Linked DNA regions of Homo sapiens: region 1 is linked to region 2. A link is a loop called in an ENCODE intact Hi-C map of the cell type or tissue named here. Cell type or tissue: PC-3. All regions are shown on one strand. Each heading gives the region's core, and the rest is flanking DNA. Links, peaks and the distances in the headings are about the cores only. Region 1 has its middle 100 kb from the start of LINC00458. Region 2 has its middle 33 kb from the start of LINC00558.

Evidence for each region. Hi-C counts contacts between places; a loop is a spot of excess contacts. Peaks named below come from ENCODE experiments on the same cell type or tissue, not always from the same donor. Only the 100,000 strongest peaks of a DNase experiment are listed, where the experiment ranks them.
Region 1: it touches region 2 in a loop (14-fold over the local background); 1 of 110 quality-filtered maps calls a loop at or near these places.

What each region holds. Positions count from the first base shown.
Region 1 is chr13:54,028,050-54,030,970 of GRCh38, reverse strand. No RefSeq gene overlaps it. Among named protein-coding and RNA genes, the nearest start is that of LINC00458, 100 kb to the left of the region's middle. In PC-3, for the core only: no CTCF peak of the experiment used is centred there; a DNase peak (open chromatin) is centred at 1,570; H3K27ac peaks cover 488 bases.
Region 2 is chr13:53,781,249-53,784,169 of GRCh38, reverse strand. No RefSeq gene overlaps it. Among named protein-coding and RNA genes, the nearest start is that of LINC00558, 33 kb to the left of the region's middle. RefSeq lists a silencer at 1,342-1,636. In PC-3, for the core only: a CTCF peak has its summit at 1,588 (motif pointing left); no DNase peak of the experiment used is centred there; H3K4me3 peaks cover 898 bases.

The DNA of each region.
Region 1 (2,921 bases), core at 284-2,783, 250 kb before region 2:
GAGAGAAAAAATAAACATGAATCTAAATATTAAAAGTCAAAATATAAAATTTACACCAAATGAAATGTGAAAACTCTAGACGTAATTTATATTTTTATACCTCCACTGAGTCAATTATGCCCAAGCACTATAGTCTTTACTTGGATTAAGCAACAATAAAAAATAATTACTAGTACTTTACTCAGTACTTGCTTAAACTATAGCAATGTAACAAAGGAAAGAATGAAAAGGAGAGAGAGTGGGTATGGGGAGAGAGAGAAGGAAGGAAGGAAGGAAGGAAGGAAGGAAAAAAGAGAAGGAAAAAGAAAAAGAGAGAGAAGGAATGAAAGAGTTAAATAAATGGAGCTATGGCTATGAAGTCTGAAGTTATTAATTAGCTCAATTTCTGAAGCTTTTTAAAATATAACATACTAAATTTTTAACTATTCTTTTCTCAATATTAAATGAAGGCTCATTGAATCTAATCACAAGACCAGTCATCAGTGCTTTGTTTGTCAAACGGTTTAGGTTCATAAGCTATGATCTTTGGGACATATGCCTAGACAAATTTTCAGTAGTTCATTTAAGAAAGAAAAGTCAGACTGCCTCTGGTAGATGTTAGCTTTTTTCCTGTAAATTGTACTAATATGGAAACATGGTAAAATTCCTTAACCTCTTCAGTTGAAAAAGTCCTTTACGTCTTAGGAGCTATAGTCATGTTTAAGAGTCTTAGAGTCTCTTACTCTCTTTTCTCTCTCTCTCTTTTTCCTTTCTCTCTCTCTTTTTCTGACTTATCTCTTTTTCTGACTTAAGTGTTTTGTTTTTCGTTTTTGGTTTTTCAGCTTTTACTTTGCTCAGGCCATCGGACTAGGCTACTATGTGCCCCGTTTAGCTCCCAACTGAGCCTTTTATTCTTAACCAGTGGATTGGCTAGTTCCCAATTTCTTTCTGTTTTTGAATTTTTTTTTCCTTTCTCTGCTTTGTCTCAGCTGGTCTGCAAGCCTTTAGAGACGACTGCCTCATTATTTCATGTGTATTGGATTCAGCAAATATTGTAACTGCAACTGTTGCCTATTTAGGGTTCCTCTATTTCGCTGGCAAGAAGCTGTTGCATCATGCACAGCTGAAATACAAGGCTCACAATGTCTATTTACTCGGTCTTTTTTTGTCAGGGTAAAACAAACTTTGACTACAGTGCTTTCCAGTAGTTTTTACATGGCTGTTCCTGTGTTAAATAGAAGAATATCACAATTTTTAAAGTAATTTCCATGGATTCCAAGTCACATTTCACATCTAACTCCACTTAACAGGATTGAAACACGCAGGTGAATACAAATGGGGGAAACTTAAGCTATAAGAGCAGAGTTAGCATACTAAGAAAGTGCTGGAATAAAATCTAGGTAATTAACAAAATGGCCATACTCAGTGAAATAGCCACAGCTGTGACCAGGAAAGGTGGTTCTTACACTGGTCTGTTCAGTCTCCTTTGTGAACAGACCCAACTGTTGCTAGTGAGTCACCAGTATTCAATATATGCAATAGCAACATGTCTACAGCCACAGTTCCTTATTCCATGCATCAAAGCACACTGAAGTTCCGGCAGTCTGACTGAAAGATGACTCATCTACCAAGACTCAACTTAAGCAGGACTTCCTCAGTAAGGCCTCCTCTAGTCTTCAGCAAAAGTAAGTGCTTCTGCCTCAGGGTCTATGGAAGCTGAGACATACCACTAACACTACATCTATCACATACTATTGTCATTGTCTTCACACTGATGAATCTCATCCATAGGACCTCAGTTGGAGGTGAATGGACAATAATCATGCTAAAAACACCTGCACAACTGCAACAAGAAATTTTTTTCTTGGTCTTTCTGAATTTTGCCTGCTAAGACCTCCTACTTACCCCTACACACAAATTTGTCTTTTAACTGCCCTTTGCACATATATTGGTTTAATATTTTTCCTTTGCTGCTGTGCTACCTGAACTGCAAAATTGAATCTCTGGATTACATGTTATAGTAACACAATCTCTAATATTTTCAGGTGAATAAATTTTTTCTCTCCTAAAACAATTTGAGGATAAGCCGGACACTATAAAAACACACATATATTACAGGGCCTCAGTCCTTTATCTACAGTTCTAAAATCTGAACTCTGAAAATAAAAAGTTTGTTTTGCTTTGTTTTTGATTATTTTTGTTTTTGTTGCTTTTATTTTTTGTTAACTCTCATTTGGCAGCACACTGTAATGTCACTGGAACTCATTTGCTGGCAAAACCAAACCAAAACTGATATGTGAATAGTTATGGTCTTTATTTATTCTGTGGTATTTGAAAAGACATATTTTATATAAAGAAATAGTAATGTGTTTAATTGTAAGATGCTGTCCAAACCCTACTGAGATGTTTTATATCATAAAGTACATTTTCCTTGTTACCTTGCTAAAATCCAAAGGATTCCATTTTCCATATGCATCTTGCCCCAAATGTTTTGTATAAAGAATTGTGGATATGTAGGTGTAAAATCAGTTTTCTTTTCAAATTGATTAACTCCGTGCTTATTCACCTGAAAACTCATTTCATGTCCTAACTGATGCCACCTGCAGTATGCAGACACCACTCTGACACCTTCTGCTTGCTCTCAACTCCTTCTTCCCTAATTTTTTTCCTCTTGACCAATTATTTTGATATCATTTAACATGGAATTAAGTTTCTGCTGTCACTGCTTTCTGTGCTTCCATTTATATTTAAAGTTGAACACAATATCTTTTAATGTACAAATTGACTAATTATAATTAAATTTCTCTGGGAATATCAAGTACAAATGATACGATTTTCATAAAGCATCTCATAGAGTTTTCACAGTGGCACCAGTAAATTGGCCTAATATTCATAGTTTTAGGAAAATTATCATAACATGCCAAAAATGTTTGAAAAGGAAA
Region 2 (2,921 bases), core at 127-2,626:
TTTTTCCCATTTAAGACCTTTCTTAAATTTTGCATCTTTTCTGTATTCCAATTATCAAGCTATATCCAGATGGATCTTGCATGTCCATATGACCTGGAAGAGGCACATTTAGTGAGAAAGAAAGAAGCTTTCTGGTTCTCAACACTGAAAATCCTTCAGTTTTTTGGCAGGTGTACTTGCCTGCCTGTGCAACTGAGCCTGTACTACCTGCTAAGGTGTGCAGTGAGGGGGGCAGAAAGAGGACTTTTTCTAGGGTGACTGGCACCCAAGCAGCCAGCACAGGACCCCTCTCAGGTTTCTCTGAGCACTGAGTACAGTGTGTTTGTGCTCTGCTCCCTCTCCAACCAAATCCCCTCTGCTATCAATTTGTAAACAACTCAGCTCTGCCTGCATAATATGTGAGCAGGCAATGCCAGCGCCACACTGTGCCCTTCCCTGTTCCCGGCCAAGTGCACCTGCTGCCCAGGGCTCTGGCTGCTGCTGCTGCTACTGCAGTTATTATGCTCTGCCATCGCCGGCCCTGCAGCTCGCTGGGCTGGCGGCACATCTTCAGCATGGGGAGGAATGTTTATTAGTTTTAATTGGTGGACACGGCTGGACAGTGACATTTGGGGAGTATTGCATGTCATTCATCCTGCACCAGGTGCCGGCTGCGATGGCAGATGTAGGTGGGTCAACTTAGAATACAACCTACGGATTATTGCCTTTCCAGAAGAAGGCAGCTGCTGTGCCTCTCCCCTACCTATGGGAGCACACACTTTTTCCTTTCTTTTTATACCTCTTGTGCTTTCCTAAGTGGAGAGGTTTTATTTATTCTGAAATACAATGGTTGGTCTGATTAAAAAAAAAAATCCCCTCTCCACAACTCATAAAATATACTCTATAAATGCAAGTACCTTTCTTTGTGCTTGACCAAAGAATCGCCCTGACTTTACTGTTAATATTCCATATGTTGCAAAAACTCATATATTCTGGGTGACGGCCTGGATATCAACTTAGCAAATATTTCTATATACAAATACAATGTTTTGCTTTCAAATTCTACTCCTACTTAACTCTGTATCTAACCTCTCACTGTTAAGAATCCTCAAGCTGTATGCTTTTCAATCTAACAAATTTAGCATTTCCATGTTTAGCTGCTCTTTGACTTTATGTTGCTTTATTGCTCCTCTTCCTACAAGGTTCAGGCAACGATGCCCATAGCAGAGTCAGGTGGAAACATTAGAAATCCTTCCAAGCAGCAATGGATATGTGAGTTGCCAGCTGTCTCCCTTGGACGCACTAGTCCTGGACAATGGCACAGAAACACACATACAAAGCCTAACCTCAGGAAACGGTCATTTTTTTCAGGATTCCTTCCTCTACTTCAGCCCATCAGCAAAGCATTGGTTTCACCAGACCATCGGAAGCCGAGAACTTGGCTTAAAGTTGTTGCTTTATGCTTTAATGATGGTGGTGTGTCTCATATATAGCTTCTGCTTGTTTATACATTTATATCAGCCTCAGCTGCTGCGGGAATGAGCTGAGTGCTTAGTGGAAGTTTCGAAAGCGCAGCACCAGAAACTAAAACTCTTCTGCCACCTAGCGGTAAAGTAAAAGCTGCAATCATTGGAAAATGTTAAAACGTCTGTAGGACTTGGGATATCAACTTGTTAAACTTTGGCTTCACATTAAAAGGACACAATATAAACATATACCCCATGTCCTCAAAAATAGTAATTAAAAGTGACCTAAAAGTAATGTTTTAATGAAGCCAGACCTCTAAACAGTAAACTACTAAAGACAATGTCCTGTGCTGATAAATAATTGCAGCGCTCTGAATTGCTGATTTACAAAACAAAGTGACCCAAGAAAATAAAATCGCTATATTCAATTTCATTTCCAGATTATCACAGTTTATTTTTCTTCTTTAACCATCGGTTTTTAGCTGTACACTATTCAAAAGTGGAGGGCGAGCTTGGAGTGTGTTTGTGAGTGAAATGAAGGTTATTTGCTTTGAAAAACCTACAGCTCATGTTATAGCGTAGAGTATGCACAGCCACAGAAGGTGGCGCTTGCCCTGAAACATGAGGAAAGAGGGAAAGAAAGTTCAGGATCTGTGAAACTCACACGTAACAGTAGAATTACTGAATCCTGTCTTTATTTGATTTTAAATGATGACACAAAATAAATACTGTAAAATAAAGCAACAAATTATTAAAACACTTCCAAATTGCTGCTGAATGGGTCGATGCCATTGTTTTGACACAAGTAAATGTGAGGTCTAACGAAATCGCTCTATACATGATGGGAAGTTGATGTGTCTTCACAAAACAACAGGGTTTGAGGAAAGATGAGTACCTGGAAGCATCTTAGGAAAACACTCTGAGTAGCAGATGGCATGGTTTCTTATGGATGCTTAGCATTCAACGGAGAGAGAGATTTAGATAATGCTAACAGTGTAGAAATTGCAGAATCAAGTATCTTCCCTCTAAAAACGTAAAATAAGAAAACAAAACCTATGCATAATTTAAGGATGCCCCAGGACAGTTTTAAATTATGCAATCCACATATCCATGCTTAATGTATTCCTTGCGTACTTCATGACACTGATCACCACCCCCTCCAACACACACACACACGCACACACATACACACACTTTATTTCTGAAAAGAGTTAAAGAAGCAAGTCTGTATCTACTATGTAACATTCATTTCTAAAGCAAATATACCGGTGAGCAGGGAGGCACGAAGGCATTTGCTAACTAAATGCTTCTTTTATCAACTCAGTGGTCTTCTCTGTTCTGAAAGCTTCTCAAACGTGTATAATGGCATTAAAAGCACTTTCAATAAAGTTCATTACCTTAGTGGTCCTTCCCATCTTCATGTGAAATTAACTGTATCTCCTATATGTACATCTACTTAAAGGAGTAATTTAATGG